Linked DNA regions of Homo sapiens: region 2 is linked to region 1. Evidence: read pairs that join two places in POLR2A ChIA-PET (ENCODE). Cell type or tissue: CD4-positive, alpha-beta T cell. All regions are shown on one strand.

Region 1 (5,000 bases):
TTACCAAGACCTTTATGGTTTTCCACGAAGATGTCTTCAGAAGATTGACATTAAGAAGCACCATTAAAGAACTGACTAGTTGTAATTAAAATATCAATTGTGTATTCTGTTCACTCTCTTTCTTCCAAATGAGAATGGAACTTCCTTGAAAGTGAAGAACAGTCTTTCTCATTGGTCTCTCTCTATCACCTAATATGGAACTTTGCATATAGTAGATGTGCAACAAATATTTGATGGCAGAAAGGAGGAAGAGGAGGAGGAAGCAAACAAGGTAAGGACGAACCTCTCAGGAAAATTATATTACAAATAGCATATCCACAACTACATTGAATAAAGCTGCCTAAAAATGAGTACAAAGTTTGGAGAAGAATTTGATAATATCAAATATGGAAGTGGAGGAGGGGAAATGCCCTTTTGATTTACTTCCTTTGGAAAAAGGAAGCATCATATTATTCCATGGAGCAGTGTGCTTCACTCTTCATACTGTGAACACAGACATTAGAATCAAGCAAACCTAGGATCTGGCCCTAACATTTACTAGCTTTACAACCTTGGGCAGGGTTCTTCTTCGGGAAACCTCTTAGGATATTATAATTCTTACAAGAGGAAATGTAAAGTGCTATGCACTGTGTCCAGAACATAGTTAGCCCTATCTCCTTCTTAATATTTCTTCTCCCTTCCATATTTTACATTCCATCACAAGGCAAAATCCCTGCAGATTTTGCAAAGGTATGAAAATTAGACCAAGGGCACTGAACAGTTTGTTGAGGATCATGATTTTTAGAAGCTCTTTTAGCTCATAAAGTTACTCATGCTGCCTAAAACCCTTAAAAAGCCTGGAATGTTCTGTGCAGAAAAGCAGGAAATAAGGCTAAGCCCAGGTCAGTGTTCCTGTCAGCTGACATGGAATCCTCTGGTTTCTTCAAACCCAAGAGGCTCTCAGGAAAAGACGTAGGGCTTTAATATTTTTTTAAATCTTTTAACAGGTAGAATATTATAACTATTAATACTTTTTTCATTGATACTGTAAGATAATATAAGCTCAACAATCATCTAAATGTAACTATGTTAAAAACCTATAAAATGTGTTGGATATTTTCAAAATGTGTCTTTCATTACTTGAAAAAAATTAGCAACCTACAAATACTTAAAAACAAAAAAAACCTTTAGTAAAATTGTAATAATATTATTAATATATGCCCAAGCAGAGTAGATAAAAATAGCACTGTGGCATCCTCTAAGTCACAGCAAGTGTATAATAAGATAAACTTAATATTAAAGATGAGAATTGATTTCCATTTTAATTTTTTACTTATTTACCCACTTAAATGCTAGAAGACTAGTTAAAATACATATATTGCATATTTCATGATATAAAAATTAAAAACATGGTTTAAACATTATAAATATTATGCCTTAAATCACTTCCTGACAACCCAATATAAAATTTACAAATTCCCTCAAAACTTCTCTGTATATTCCCTTGCTTTCCTCCTGTGTAAGTGGAAGTTACATTTATTCGCCAAGATTAACCCTTCTACTTGTTCCTACTCTTTCCCTCCCACAGTTTAATCTAGAATGCTACTGCTTCAACTATTTCTTTTTCCCTTGCATCTTAGGCCATTCCCTAACTACATCCTTTCCCATCAATCTTTTTTTTTTCCCACCAATCTTTGAACCTCTCCTATGGTGTGTGCACACATACACACACACACACACACACACATACATACACACACACACACACAGAGTTATTTCAATGATGTTCAAATCCTCAAGCTAACAGAACTCCCTTCCTTTTCATTGTTGTTACAGTTCTAGAACAATTTTTAAATAATCCACATACTCATTTTAATCTCACCCCATCACATAAGTTAAACTGCTCCACAAAGGTCAATAATGGCCTCTAATCATACAATTCAATGACTTCTTAATTTTTCACCCTGTTTGGTTTTCTCTACTTGAATCTGAACTTAGTTTTATCAGAACTTCAGATTTTATCTTCTTCTTAAAGCTGTTTGTACCTAGGATGTCATTATGGTTTAATTCTACCTTTCTCATCACTAATCTATGTAGGATTCTCTTTCCTTCTCTGGTATTTAATTACACCCCTCAATCTCCCCAGAATTCAATTATCTGACTTTTTCTCTGCATTGCTCCCTCTATTCTTCCTCCGAAATCTCTGACAGTTATATAGCTTGAAATGCTATCTCTATGAGAATATCTACCAAATATGTGTCTCTTGTTTCTACTTCTCTCTTGAACTGTACACTTAATTTTCTGATTTTAAATGAAATTCACTCTGGTACACTGAACTTAGCATGGCCAAAAACTAACCCGCACACTTCCTCTTTTCCTTCTTACGTTCCTTACCTCATTAAGTGCATCACTGCCTTCGGAGTCAACTAGGCTGAAAACCTCAAGAGTCACTTTCACTGCACCTTCTCTTTCATCCTCTAATTCTAAGGGGTCACCAAGACCTGTAGATTTTACCTCCAAAATGCCTCCCACATCTGAACCAACACTTGCTACACCTACTTCCAAGTATCTAGGCCAGCATTTCATTATTTCTTGCCCAGACTGTTTTAATTCCTCTTGATCATTACTCTTGCTTTCAGTTTTTTTCTCTTAATTCAAGCTTTACAGAGTCAAGTAAGTATTCTATCAAAGCACAGCCCTGAAGTTTTCCCTCCCTGATTAACAGCCTTCAATGGTTTTCTACCAAATAAATTAAGACAAAATTATTTGACAAAAGCAATCAAAACCTCTATCATCTTACCCTAACTTCCCCTCTCTTACTCAACAATCTATCATTCCTTCAACCTAACATGTCCTCCATCTCACTGGACTCCAACCCATGAGCTGGCCAGCACCTCCTCCATGCTTCATTCTACACCAACTTTTCACCCTTAGCAAGCAACGGTTCACCTCTACCACGTACTACATCTCAGCACTTTATTTATACTACCTTAAAGCACTTACTACATTTTACTCTATGGCATAGCTATTTGGAAATGTCTGTCTTTCCATAGTTGAGATTTGATAAATGAATGATGAAATCAACAGATAGCACATAAAGCACCTTCTAAAAAGAAGAAAGAAATAGATTCAAAATCTCAATGCTAAAAATTCTGTAATATTTAAAAGACTACTAACTGATTAAGGCCTGCATTATATGAATGCCTTATATCACAGGGATAAACCAAGGTAAGTCTTCATATGATTCCTTTAAATCTTTCACTTTATCAATAGCTTTTCTAAGAAGTCATGTACCAAACTTTGGGATCACTTCATTTATCACAACACAAATTCAAAACTGAACTGAGTACTAAACAAAACTGTCCAGACAATTTGTTATTATCCCCTAACCAAGTCTACCACAACCCATGATTCTGCTAAGGTGGAACAACTTCAGTGAGGAAAAGGAAATACGTCAAGAAGTATAATTCAAATGAATGATATCCCTGGTTTTAAGGCTCTAGGAATGTAAGAGTCTCCAACTTAGTAAACACAAACAACAGGCATCTAAAACCTGTCTTAGTCCACATGGAATATCTTTCAGAGATATGAGGAACTCAGCTTAGAAAAGAAAGTTGACTTGTATTCTTTAAAATATTTATATATAATCCAAGCATCCTTGATTGACAAACTTTAAAATATATTATGATCACAATTAAATTAAAAGGAGTGTAAATTATATTTCAAGCTTGAAAAATGTACTAAATAGACTGAGGGCAAAAGGCAGGAAAAGCCTACTGGGCATCATCACTTCCTAAATGCTTTTTAAATTCTTTTGGTAATGTAATTTAAAATAAATGACGAGGACAGCAAAACAAAAATTTGAGGCAGGTACTCAGAGTGCTTTGCTCTTCAGCATCAATTAATTATTTTCTAATTTCCTAAGCATCCATGTATGCTCAGTACATTTAGTATCTATTAGATGGAAAATTGTTTCTTCTATTTTCCATCACCTGGCTAAGATTCTTATGAAAACCATGCTCAGGAACCTCACATTAATAAATTATCATTCCAACCATACTGATTAGTAATCATTTCCTTACTCTCACCTCAGCATTTCCAACAAGAACACAATAATGCTGTTCCTAAAAGGCAATGGCCAGCAGAATCCAGACAGAAAACTGTCTCAACACTGGCCAGAAAAACAAGGAGGATGTTCTCTACTCTGTTCCCACTGTACTTGGGGTTTGTAATATAGCCCTTTCCATACTACATGGCAATTATCCATTTATGTGTTTGGCTCTGATACTGTTCTCTGAGTTCCTTGACAGGTCAAAGGCGGGATTATGTCTTGTCTAGCTTCATATCCCCAGTAACGAGCACTCAGTGGAAACACAGTAGGCCCTCAAAAAATGTTTATTAAGTGTTTAAGAAACCTTGTCTCTTGAGTAGCTTCAGAACAGACTCCACATTTCATTCTGGCGCACTTGAACCTAGATATGTATTCATGATTAATACTTCTATCACTGTATCAAATAAGCATCCACTGATGTGAGGGCTTCTGGGTCGGCTATCAAATTACACATACACAGAGCTAAGGCCAGAAAATCTGTAATGGGATGTTTTGGGATATGCTACTATCTACTATTCTTTTCCTCAAAACATAGACTATGCTAACTCTGTGCTACTGATTTTCTGTTACAAAACACTCTACATCTTATAAGGAACACAACTGAGCAATTACGCTCTCCTATTCTCAGTGACCTTAGAGCAAAAGCCTGCCCTCTGAAAACAGAACATTAATTGGAAAGAATTTCAATTGACCATTTTAAATTCCAGAGGCCAAGAAATGGTAAAACTACATACTCACTAGATATTTCCCCTACAACCCAAGACTGCTTCATTATTCCCTGTAAAAATAGTTATTTTACTTTATTGGTAGCTGAAACACACTGAAATTGAAGCTTGTGTTCATATTTATACTTCCAAGATCTACCCTTGCAAAGAGGCTTCATAAGAAAAAAATATTAACTATACACTTA
Region 2 (5,000 bases), 120 kb before region 1:
TGTAATTCATGTTCTCCATGATACTGAACAAGAAAACAAAACCAAAAATAAAGGCCTCAGTTCCCTCATTATTTCTATGATTGGACAAGAAAATTTATCAAATAACTCACATGTTAAATTTTGTATGACTGCATAATTCCAACCACAACACATTTTTCACATCATACGCCAAGAGCAAGAAAGATACTTTATATGATGTCATTCAAGAGAGTAAAAACTATGGAAAAATCTGGTCATGAGAGATTCTTGAATGAAAGAAAATCATTCATCTAAACCACTGTCAATATGCAAAATAACTGACCTTCTCTCATGGTTACAATGAGAACTAACTCTCCTTAGTCTAAATAGAAGATTTCAGTGGAAGCCAAACTGTTTTTGTATTCACTAGCTCCTTTTTCAAATACACTATATAAATTCTTAAAAAGACAAAAATATGGAAATTTTCATAATGGCAGAGAAGAAAAAATCAGCACTATTGGCTTGCACTTAAAAAAAAAACTGTTTTGGCCAGGCATGGTGGCTCACGCCTGTAATCCCAGCACTTTGGGAGACCAAGGTGGGCAGATCACGAGGTCAGGAGATCAAGACCATCCTGACCAACATGGTGAAACCCCATCTCTACTAAAAATACAAAAAATAGCTGGGCGTGGTGGCACACACCTGTAATCCCAGCTACTTGGGAGGTTAAGGCAGGAGAATTGCTCGAACCAGGGAGTCGAAGGTTGCAGTGAACAGAGATTGTGCCATTGCACTCCAGCCTGGTGACAGAGCAAGACTCCATCTCAAAAACAAAGCAAAACAAAACAAAACAAAAATGTTATAAAGTACAAACATTATATACACCATAAACCAAATAAAAATGATACTAGAAAAAAAAGGCAGTCTTAAAAACCAGCACCAAATTCATCCCTAAAATGGAATGTTCTCTATATGAAAATCAGAGCACTAATGAATACCAGAATAGCATCTGAAATGTGAGGACTCTGACAAGCAGGTCTCTAATATCCCTACTGCCGTACTCAGCATACTGCCTGCCATAGCACAAATGCCTACTATGGGCCTAATGCATTTTTAGATGAAATACATGGGAAAATGCACTGAACCATGGAAGAGACAGATTTTCTGGATCCAGATTTGCCATTAATAAGGTGTAATTTCTTGGCCAAAGCCACAGGGGCTGACCAACCTCTCCAAGTCTCATTTAGTTTCATCATGTGGAAAATAAAATATAAATTCTGAGGCTATAATAAAACACGAGGCATTATGAAAAAAGTTTTCAAGGACACGAAATTGGTTTTGATTATAACAATAGGTTTATATATGCTTATGTACATACATGTATTTGTTCATAAACTTACATGTATATTTATGTGTTCATGTGCATGTATATGTACTTATATTTATCAGAGAGCCTAAATGAATGTCTTAAAAATACCCTAAAGTAATGAACATAAGACTGTTCTATTTATTTGTTCTTTAGCACAGTATTCAAGTATTCAAATATATACATTCAATTTTGCACATAAACACGGATATCATGAAAACAGAAAGGAGACCATATCCCCTTTCACTTTATGAATACCAAGTTTCAGAGTAAGCACAATGTATCAATTTAAAACATTATGTTAAGAAGCACCATTTTGGTCTTTTACCTTTTCTAGCCCCCTCCCAAGCATGCCATCAGCGGGTATTGCTGACTTACTTAGGAACAAACCATGGAGAATTTTTCATCTTTGGATATATCACATAATATTACTGCTAAAAAGTCTTACCTTCCGGGTTTGGTGCTATATTTCTGTAGTCGTGCTTTAACTTCATCATATGTGAGAAATGCCATGTAACCTGGATGTGTCACAGCTAAGAAATTCCAATTCCGCAAAATAGAGCCCCAAGGCTAAAAAATAAAAAAATTAAAAGAGATTAGTATCTAGAGAATATCAAATATTTTGATTACATACTGAACCATATTTAATACACTTAACATTATCTTGGATATTTTAAAAGTTAATCTGACCTTATGTGGTTTAGGTCAACCTTTGTTACTTAACAGCAGACGTTCAAGTCTATTGTTCTTTACAGAAATATGATTAGGCAGAAAACAGATTTTTCAGGAAGAGAATACAGAGAACAAAAAAGAAAACCACAAAATCTCTTCTCTACACAGCCTATTCTCGCTACGGCACTTGTGACCATTGTAAAACACAAATGAAATAATTCTTTTGTTCAAAGCCTTCTAACTTTGAATAAAAGTCAAAGTCCTCATATATCACTTAGAAGGACTTTACAAGGTTTGATCCCCAGCAGTTCCCTTTTTTGTCTCCATCTGCTATAACTCTCCCACTTTCTGCATCTTCTCCAGCCTGCTATTGTCTTGAACAAAAAAGCCCTCTTCCCCCTCAGAGACTTTGTATTTGCCGATGCCTTTACTTGAATTTTCTTCCCCCAAATATCCATCTCATTCCTGTCTCCAAATGTCACTTCCTCAATGAAGCCTTCTCTGACCAGTGTATTTAAAATTGTTACCTCTTGCCATATTCTTCACCTCCCTGTATGTCTGTTAACTGTTAACAACTGCTTCATTTTACACAGTAAGAAACCATATCATAGAACTTGCATGACTTGGCAAAGGTTACACATTAACCATAAGCTACATAAGGGCAAGGGACATGCCTGTCTTGCTCACCCATGGGATGCCAGGACCAATGCAAGTGTCAGATAATAGTAATCAGCCAGGGATAATTGTCATTGAACAGATAGATCCTCTAAATAGTGACTTGTGTAAAAGGCTAGTGTTAACACTACAGTAGTCACATCTGGCTTAACTGTACAGAACTATAAGCTTAGGAAAGGTTTAGGGTTTAAAAGTGAGTTACATAAAAACAAAACTTTTCACAGAAGTATTTGGTTTGTACCACTGTATCATTCTCTCTTTAATCTGATTAGTTGTCTCTCCAGTTACCAGGGCAAGAGAAAAAAGGCAGTCAGTGATAGACAACTTTACTCAAGGGTGTGGATGAATCATCTCTGCGATTTTTTTAAGGCTGACGCTACATTTATTCCAAGGAACTGGCAGCATACTCTATCTGATGTGCCAGATTATTAAATCTTCTACATAAAAGAAAAAAAAAGTATTTTTACGTTGCCATGTTAAAGCTGTTAAAGCAGTCATCCTAGACATGATTACTGGTAGAAAGTTCCTGCTTTTGTTTGTTTTGAGACTTGTTCCTCATTATTGTTAAGCAAGTTACAAATTTACAAGGCAGAATTCTGCAAGGATTATATCCCTTGAGATGAGGATAACAAAGAATGATTTAGTAATAATGAAGTTTTTTAGCCTTTTTCAACATAACAAGAAAAATCTTTGGGGTATTTCCCCATCACACTAAAATACCTAATTGGGCAAGAAAGGCGCTCTAGAGAATAATAATATGAGAGGTTGAAAAAAATGCATGTTTTTAATTTTCTTCCTAATGCATGACTAAAAACTGCATTAAACATTACTTGGAAAATGTCAGCATATATTTTAAAAAACTGAGCAATAACTGTTATTCTAGACCCTAGTTTTTGTTTTGTTTTGTTCTACCCATCTATGAAGGACAAGGATGAAAGAAATACCAAACAAATATTTGGGTCACTTCCATTAAAGTCCACACAAATTAGTGGAAGAGTGTTTGAAAAAAAATGCTAAACTTTATAGAGCACCAATGCACAGATCAAAATACAAGTAAAAAAATTAAGTTGGAGTTTTGAGCCAACTGCTACAGTATTCAGCAACCATTTCTTAGTACATAATCCAGAGGGCCAGCTTCTAATTGCAAAAATATTTATGTAATAGAATGAGTCTGTGTATTGTTTTCCTTGTATGCAGCCCATTCAAAACAGAAACATGTAGTACTTATGTGCTTTTTCTTTTTAAAGTATTTCGACAACTACTGGCTTAAAAAAGGCAAAACAAAGTGCTTTGGAGAGTAACTTTTTTTTATTTTGTTTTTCAGATTGAAGAAATTTTTTTGTGTACAAGAACATAAAATTATCTAGATACTTTTAAATGACTATAGAAATTAATGAAGTGAATAAAGGAGACAAGTCCCTCCATTCTCCCAAATGCTACTATTTTCAAGAAGAGCCAGTTACTGACTTACAACTTAAGTTGGAAGAGGGTCCTTGGCTGGTCTGCCTAGACACTCTCTATAATTCTTTACTACAACTGAGGACTTTCCTCTTCTTTGATTTTCCTCACTATTCCATTGATGCTACACATTCCATAGTCAATAGGATATTCTACTAAAATACTCCGTCCTTATCCTGCTACCCCCAAATGTAGTGCCCCATTTCTCAGTGACCCCATTTTTTCTAACAGTGGGGATATAGAGGAAAAGGGGAACAACAGCCCCAGGGAGAAGGAAGGGAGAAGCAAAATCCCTATAATTTCTTTCCAGGACTAATATTAGCATGTGCTGATTCCAGCATCTCTAAGTGACTTTGAGAGAAAAGAGAAGGATAAAGAGAAGGAAAGAAGGAAGAAGAGGAAATGAGGAAGGTGACCACAGTAAGATCCCTCCAGTGACTCCCAAGTATTTGTTCAGGTTCTGCCTGCATATAAGAATGAAAGCCAAGAGGAAGCAAACATTTTTACTTCTTTCATTCCCTCTGCAATTCTCAACTTCATCTCCTGCCCCCCCACTGGCTCCTTCTTCTGCTAGTTTCTCTACTTCAGACCCCAAATTCTAAGTGTACCTTGCTCACCTTCAGTTCCCTTTCTGCTAAATACCCCACTCCCAATAATTTAGTCAGAAGTCACTGCCAATTAACTACTAATATCATGGCTATAGCTGAATGTATGTTCCCGCAGTCACACAGTATTAGCAAAACATATTTTCATACAGAATATATAAATGTAAGGATTTAATAAATATAATACATTTAAGAAAATCACTTAATTTTTAAAGTTTTATAAAAATAAAAGATCAGCAAAAGTTAAACCATCTACTTCTCTATAA

What was found. ChIA-PET counts read pairs that join two places held together with the same protein. Peaks named below come from ENCODE experiments on the same cell type or tissue, not always from the same donor. Only the 100,000 strongest peaks of a DNase experiment are listed, where the experiment ranks them.
Region 2: POLR2A ChIA-PET joins it to region 1 with 5 read pairs; 5 of 35 experiments call an interaction of 5 or more read pairs at or near these places.

The regions. Positions count from the first base shown.
Region 1 is chr3:105,859,982-105,864,981 of GRCh38, forward strand. All of the region lies in intron 2 of CBLB (Cbl proto-oncogene B), which reads right to left. Among named protein-coding and RNA genes, the nearest start is that of CBLB, 6.5 kb to the right of the region's middle. In CD4-positive, alpha-beta T cell, no CTCF peak of the experiment used is centred here; a DNase peak (open chromatin) is centred at 2,400; H3K4me3 peaks cover 357 bases.
Region 2 is chr3:105,744,145-105,749,144 of GRCh38, forward strand. CBLB (Cbl proto-oncogene B) reads right to left here. Exons shown (of 19, transcript NM_170662.5): 6 at 1,773-1,894. Among named protein-coding and RNA genes, the nearest start is that of CBLB, 120 kb to the right of the region's middle. In CD4-positive, alpha-beta T cell, no CTCF peak of the experiment used is centred here; a DNase peak (open chromatin) is centred at 3,017; H3K27ac peaks cover 2,445 bases.